2 separate regions of the Homo sapiens genome follow, and region 1 is linked to region 2. The links are chromatin loops, found by intact Hi-C in ENCODE. Cell type or tissue: PC-3. All regions are shown on one strand. Each heading gives the region's core, and the rest is flanking DNA. Links, peaks and the distances in the headings are about the cores only.

The links. Hi-C counts contacts between places; a loop is a spot of excess contacts. Peaks named below come from ENCODE experiments on the same cell type or tissue, not always from the same donor. Only the 100,000 strongest peaks of a DNase experiment are listed, where the experiment ranks them.
Region 1: a loop joins it to region 2, with 6 times the contacts of the local background. A loop is called at or near these places in 6 of 110 quality-filtered maps.

What each region holds. Positions count from the first base shown.
Region 1 is chr4:77,576,927-77,579,843 of GRCh38, forward strand. It overlaps a transcript of CXCL13 not described here. Among named protein-coding and RNA genes, the nearest start is that of CXCL13, 27 kb to the right of the region's middle. In PC-3, for the core only: CTCF peaks have their summits at 1,411 and 1,612; no DNase peak of the experiment used is centred there; H3K4me3 peaks cover 305 bases; H3K27ac peaks cover 780 bases.
Region 2 is chr4:77,524,204-77,527,120 of GRCh38, forward strand. It overlaps a transcript of CXCL13 not described here. Among named protein-coding and RNA genes, the nearest start is that of CXCL13, 80 kb to the right of the region's middle. In PC-3, for the core only: no CTCF peak of the experiment used is centred there; a DNase peak (open chromatin) is centred at 1,548; H3K27ac peaks cover 1,710 bases.

The DNA of each region.
Region 1 (2,917 bases), core at 96-2,595, 53 kb after region 2:
CATTAAATTCCAGACTCATTAGTTGTTTTAAAGTTTTTGCCTACATCTTAGACTAACCCTGCTTATTCCCGTGAACAATCCAGTGACCTCTGACTGCAGCTCAGAAGGAACAAAAGCATAGATAGCTTTTATGGGTAATGTAAAAATCTGGATCAATATTCTAATTCTGAGCAATTATCCTGCAAATCTTGCCAGGTGATGGGAAAAAATAGGATGACCATCACCTGGAGGTTTTCTTTTTGGGAGGTAAGAGCAAGGAAGCTAACCAAAGCCAAGCATCATGCACCCAAATCTTAGCAAGCCTCCTTAACCATAGCCACCAGTTATCTGGGTGTGTCACAGGTTGTCCTTTAACCTGCCTTGTTGGAGGAGAACTCAATTCCATAGCTTCACCTTAGCATTTGGATTATAATAAGGAGTTCATCCAACCCCCACCAAGACACATTTTTGGTCCCAAACTCAATTCTAAGCTTTGAGTTGAAGCCCTAAGAAAGAAAACTAGATCTGAGGGGTCCGGAGGCAGACAATAATGGAAGTTAAAAGGCACAGTGCAGGTGAGTGTGACTAATTCCTGCCAATTAAGCCAAGCTTCCCATTTCATGGATAAAGGTCATGCTAGTATCCATGGCATAAATGAGGTCTAGGAAATGCAAATACTATTGACAGCAGTGGAGGTAGGACGTACATGGGTCAGAGTGGATATTCCCACCACCTAGGCCTTTCCATTAATATGAGTGAAAGCCACTTTGATGCCCATGAGTAGCAAGCACCCTGTAATGGTCACTGGGACTCAGGGATATAAGAACAGAAGAAAGAAAGAGGAATATCTCACTTTCTCTCCCTCATGTACCTCGGGTATTTGCTAGGAAGAGAAGGGAACCAGGGAGACCTGCTCCCTTCTTTCTAGATGAGTAGCTATTCACCTTCAGACTTTACCCCTTTCGGATGCATCCTGAACCCCTGGGACTCCTTTGAAAAAACCTCCTTTTTTCCTTCTTCCTCCTCTGTCCTCACTTCACTGATAGGTAATCATGTCTCCATACTATGCGACACTCCCCTCAGATGCATCCTCCAAACTGGGAAAACTCAATTTCCCAAACCTTAAACTGGTTGGCTTAGGATTGGGCCTGGGGAATGGAACCCAGAAGACTGACATCCTGGCAAAAGGGTAAAAGTCCTTTTTTACCAGTCAGGATTTTGGCCTCCCTCTCCCTGTGCAAACTGGTAAAAGGCCTCAGGATTCTTGAGCTGACTTTATCCACCCCCCTTGTTTTATTTTGATATATGTTTCCTAATAACCTGGTTTGTCTATTCTCACCTTTAGACTATCAAACTCCAAACAGTCATGCAACTGGAGCCACAGATGATGGCCCTGTTTGCCAGGGACCCTTAGATAGCCCTCTGAGGGAGCTCTGACTTCTGCCTTCCCAAAACAGCGCCCCCTGTCAGCAGGAAGCAGTTAAGATCAGCCTTCATTCTTATCCTTATCTTTGTTCTAATAGCAGTTAAGTGTACTTCTTTAGGCAGGGAATGATAGATGCAGGAGGCAGATAAGGGGAAGGGTCCCTGGAGAATCTCTGAGCCACCTGTGCACTGGGAGAATGGGGTGGAGCCACGAGAATTTCATGCCTTCTGTAGGGGGAAAGAGTCTGACCTCTTCAGGTCATGTGTGGTGGCCTGGAATCAATCTGTGAGGTGGGGGCCTGTTAGCAGGACACCCTCTCACTGTACTGAGAGTTTTTCTTTTTTCTTTTTCTCTCCTAATAAGTTCAACCCTACCCACCCTTCAATGTGTCCATGTGCCTAATCTTTCCTGGTTGTGTGACAAGAACCCAGTTTTAGCTGAACTAAGGAGCAAAAATTCTGCAACAGCATTCTTATTCTCTGGTCTCTGCAGCATAATCACACCCCCAAATTTTACCTGGTATAGAATCATGTAGAATAAAGCTGATGGTTTCCAACCTCTCCTGCAACTGAATATGGCTTGATAACTACATCTGGCCAGTAAGATGTAAGCAGAAGTGTCGCATAGCAGTTTCTGAGACCGAAGGTGCATTTTGAACTTCCTTCATCATCTTTTCTTTGATCCTGCCCCAGCAAATGAGAACTTGAGGCTGGAACTCCAGCCACTGCAAGGGCTACACTCTGAGGATGGCAGAGCAGTGAGGCCATAGGGCCTTGAGTGCCTGGATTGTGGAGAAGAGCTGCCATCAGCTGTGGATGGTCTCCAAACTGACATTTGTTGGGAAATGCCCCACTGTCTCACTGAAGGCACCCACATTTTGGCCCTCAGCTACTCATCCAATTCTAACTAATGTCAATTTATACAAACAAAATGCTTGCTTTCCCCCCAACCCCCAGAGGCTCTTAAGGAGTCAATCTCTGGGTGGAATTTTGGAAAGCTGAATAAGGACCATTTTCCTGATGAGGAAGTGTTGCTGCTGTTGCTCACCCCACTAAGGATGCAGGCCGTTTGCCTCCCAAAGGTTGTCCTTTAATTCAATTACAGCCTCAACACTTTGTGAAGTGACCCTCTCCAGACTGAATTATATTCTAATTAGAAAGTTAAGGTTTTCTCAATGTATTATGCTATTGGAGTCCCCAGAAGTCTAGTAATCCCTATTAGCTATGTGTCTGACTCATACTGCATATTTTACAGACACTCCTCTACTCTGTGGTTTTACTAAAAATTCCAAAGTTGTGTCTCCCTGGCATGCTGTTAAGGACCTTTTATTTTTTTTAATTCTGATGAGTGCCAAGCCCTAGAAATTAGACCTGCTACCCCTTTAAAAATGATGTACTCAGCTACCTGAAAATGCTCTGCTTCTTTGCAGAGAAGGTTTTAGATCAATCTCTTTAGTACAAGCAAATAACCCCAAATGTGTTAGCGCTAAGCACTCAGGGAGCCTTAGATTAT
Region 2 (2,917 bases), core at 200-2,699:
GGTAGTCTGTCCATTCTCAGAGCTCAAATGCCATGCTGGGAGAACCCCTTCTCTCTTCAGAGAAGGCAGACCAGGATGTTTAAGTCTGCAGAAGTTTCTGCTGCCTTTTGTTCAGCTATCCCCTGCCTACAGAGGTGGAGTCTATAGAGGCAGTAGGCCTTGCTGAGCTGTGGTGGGCTCCACCCAGGTCGAGCTTCCCAGCCACTTTGTTTACCTACTCAAGCCTCAGCAATGGCAGATGCCCCTCTCCCAGCCAGGCTGCCACCTCACAGTTCGATCTCAGGCTGTTGCACTTTCTCCATGGGCATGGGACCTGCCAAGCCAGGCATGGGAGAGAATCTTCTTGTCTGCCGGTGGCTAAGACCTCGGGAAAAGTTCAGTATTTGGGCTGGAGTGTCCTGTTATTCCAGGTACAGTCTGTTGCAGCTTCCCTTGGCTAGGAAAGGGAAATCCCCTGTCCCCTTGCACTTCCCGGGTGAGGCTATGTCCCACCCTGCTTCAGCTCACCCTCTGTGGGCTGCATCCACTGTCCAACCAGTCCCAGTGAGATGAACCAGGTACCTCAGTTGGAAATGCAGAAGTCCCCTGTCTTCTGCATTGATAGTGCTGGGAGCTGCAGACTGGAGCTGTTCCTATTCAGCCATCTTGGAACAGAGCACCACTTTAGTGTATATTCTTATATACCTCAATCATACACAAATATTTTTACTTTACAAAATTAGACCATGCATCAGATTATGCTATGGTTTGAATGTATATGACAAAATTCACATGTTGGAAGCTTAATCCCCAATGCAACAGTGTTGGGTGGTGAGGCCTAATAAGTGGTGAATGGATTAGTGTAGTTATCACAGGAGTGGGTCAGTTATCTCTAGAGCAGCACTCTCTCCCCCATGTGCTCTCTTCTGCCTTCCATTATAGGATGATGCAGCACAAAGGCTTTTCTCTGATGCTGGCCACATGTTCTTGGACTTCCCAGCCTCCAGAACAGTGAGCTAAATTTCCGTTCATTAAAAATTACTCAGTCTCTCTGTCTCAGAGCACACCGACTGACTGTTGATGTGTGTAACAAAGTGTTTATTTTCTTCAAATAACCAGCTCTATAATAATTCTTTATGTTTCCAGAAGTCTGTTTAGCTTTCTTCAAAGGAAGATTTTTCTCATTTGGGGGGTTTTCTTGATTTTAGGGTGGTAAGATTTCTTTCTTTTTTCCTTTTCTCCTAAAATCAATGCAGGTGAGAGTGGATGGGTAAAGGATTTTGTTTTTAAACAGCATGTTAGGTATACTTGTGTGGGTGGAAGTGTTGTTAGTATTTTTCTATGAATCTTGATTAATACTGTCTATTAGCTCTCATGGCTGGTCAGCAAAATGCGTGAATGTTTAGCTGTAGAACATATGACACAGTTGAGTCTTTTTTTTTTAAGAAAAGTGAACACAGAATTGAAGGAATTAACATGTACATGTTGCCTTTTGTTAGAATGACTAAGTTAAACCTCTTGATTTTTATTTGTCCAAGGCAAACATGACATAAGGATTATGCACTACCAAAATAACACTCATGGTCACAGAAACTATGCTGCAAGCACACCTGGGGTTCTTTTAAATGGTCATGGCCATGATGGTGTGAATTCCATCAATTCAGCAGATGGGTGGGGAAATGAAAATTTTCCTCTAAACTTTTAGGCAAAGGTAGGCTTTTTTTAAATTGTGGGTTTGTTTTTTTTTTATTATTTTTGCCTTCATTTTTAAATCTTAAATGCTACTACTGCAGGCCACAACATGACAAACAATGAGCAGCTAAAGAAACAATGAAAAAGCATTTAAAAAAACTCCTGTGTTAGCTAACAGGTTTCTAGAGGTATCACTGTGGTCCACAGAGAAGACTGCAGAAGGTAGCAGAAAGATGTTGTATTAACTACCACAGCCTTAAAACAAAGTTGGTATATCTTTGGATCATAAAATTGTTCCTAGGCAGCTTATTTTATTTTTTGGTTAATCAAATAAACAAGAGGTTTGTTTCATGGCAAATATTAAATAAACAATATCCTAGTCTCAGGTATTCTGTTATAGTAACAGAAAATAAAAGAGATAACATAAATTAATATATTAAATTTAAAATTTTAAATGTGAAACATTCATCTAATATGCTTAAAGGTTGAATGCCAACTCATTATATAAATAAAACCTTCATACTACAGAGTGCTTCACATTGTAAAATATGATGTATGTCTTAGTTTAATCCCAGGGAGGGTGATAATAACAATACTAGATAATATTAAAAGGCAAATGATGGAAAACACACTCAAAGGGGGAAAAGTCCATGGTAATTTCAAATCTACATGAAGCAACCCTGAAATATACTTCTTAACTCACCAAATCTGAGCATTTATTACATAATTGGCTCTTAGCCCAGGGGCCAGGGCTTCAAGTGAGGAAAGAAACAAGGTCCCTGGCCTCATGGAGCTTCCACACTATGGTGTAAGCAAAGACAGTGACAAGCAAGCAGATAAGTAAAATTGTAGACTAGGCTAAACATGAGGGAAGGGAAAACAGAGCCATCAAAGAGGAACACACAGGACTGGCTTAGGGAGGCCAGGGAGCCTTTCGTGAAGAAGAGGCCTTTGAGCTGAGACCCAAAGCCAAGAAGGGCCAGCCACTTGAACAGCCAAGCAGATTGGTCACAGGGCCACTCTTCTTCCTGGTTAAACAAGAAGAGTTGGACAGGCTCAAGCACTGATAGAAGGCAAGCGGGGCTGGAACATGGTAGGCAATTTGGTTTCCCTTTGTGAAAATCAGGGACTAGAACTTTGGTAAACAAGACCTCAAGTGTGGGTGAGAGAGTGGGAAAATAGACAATGCTCATATTAAACATTTCAAAATATATCACTGACATTTCACCGAAGAAGACCTACAGAT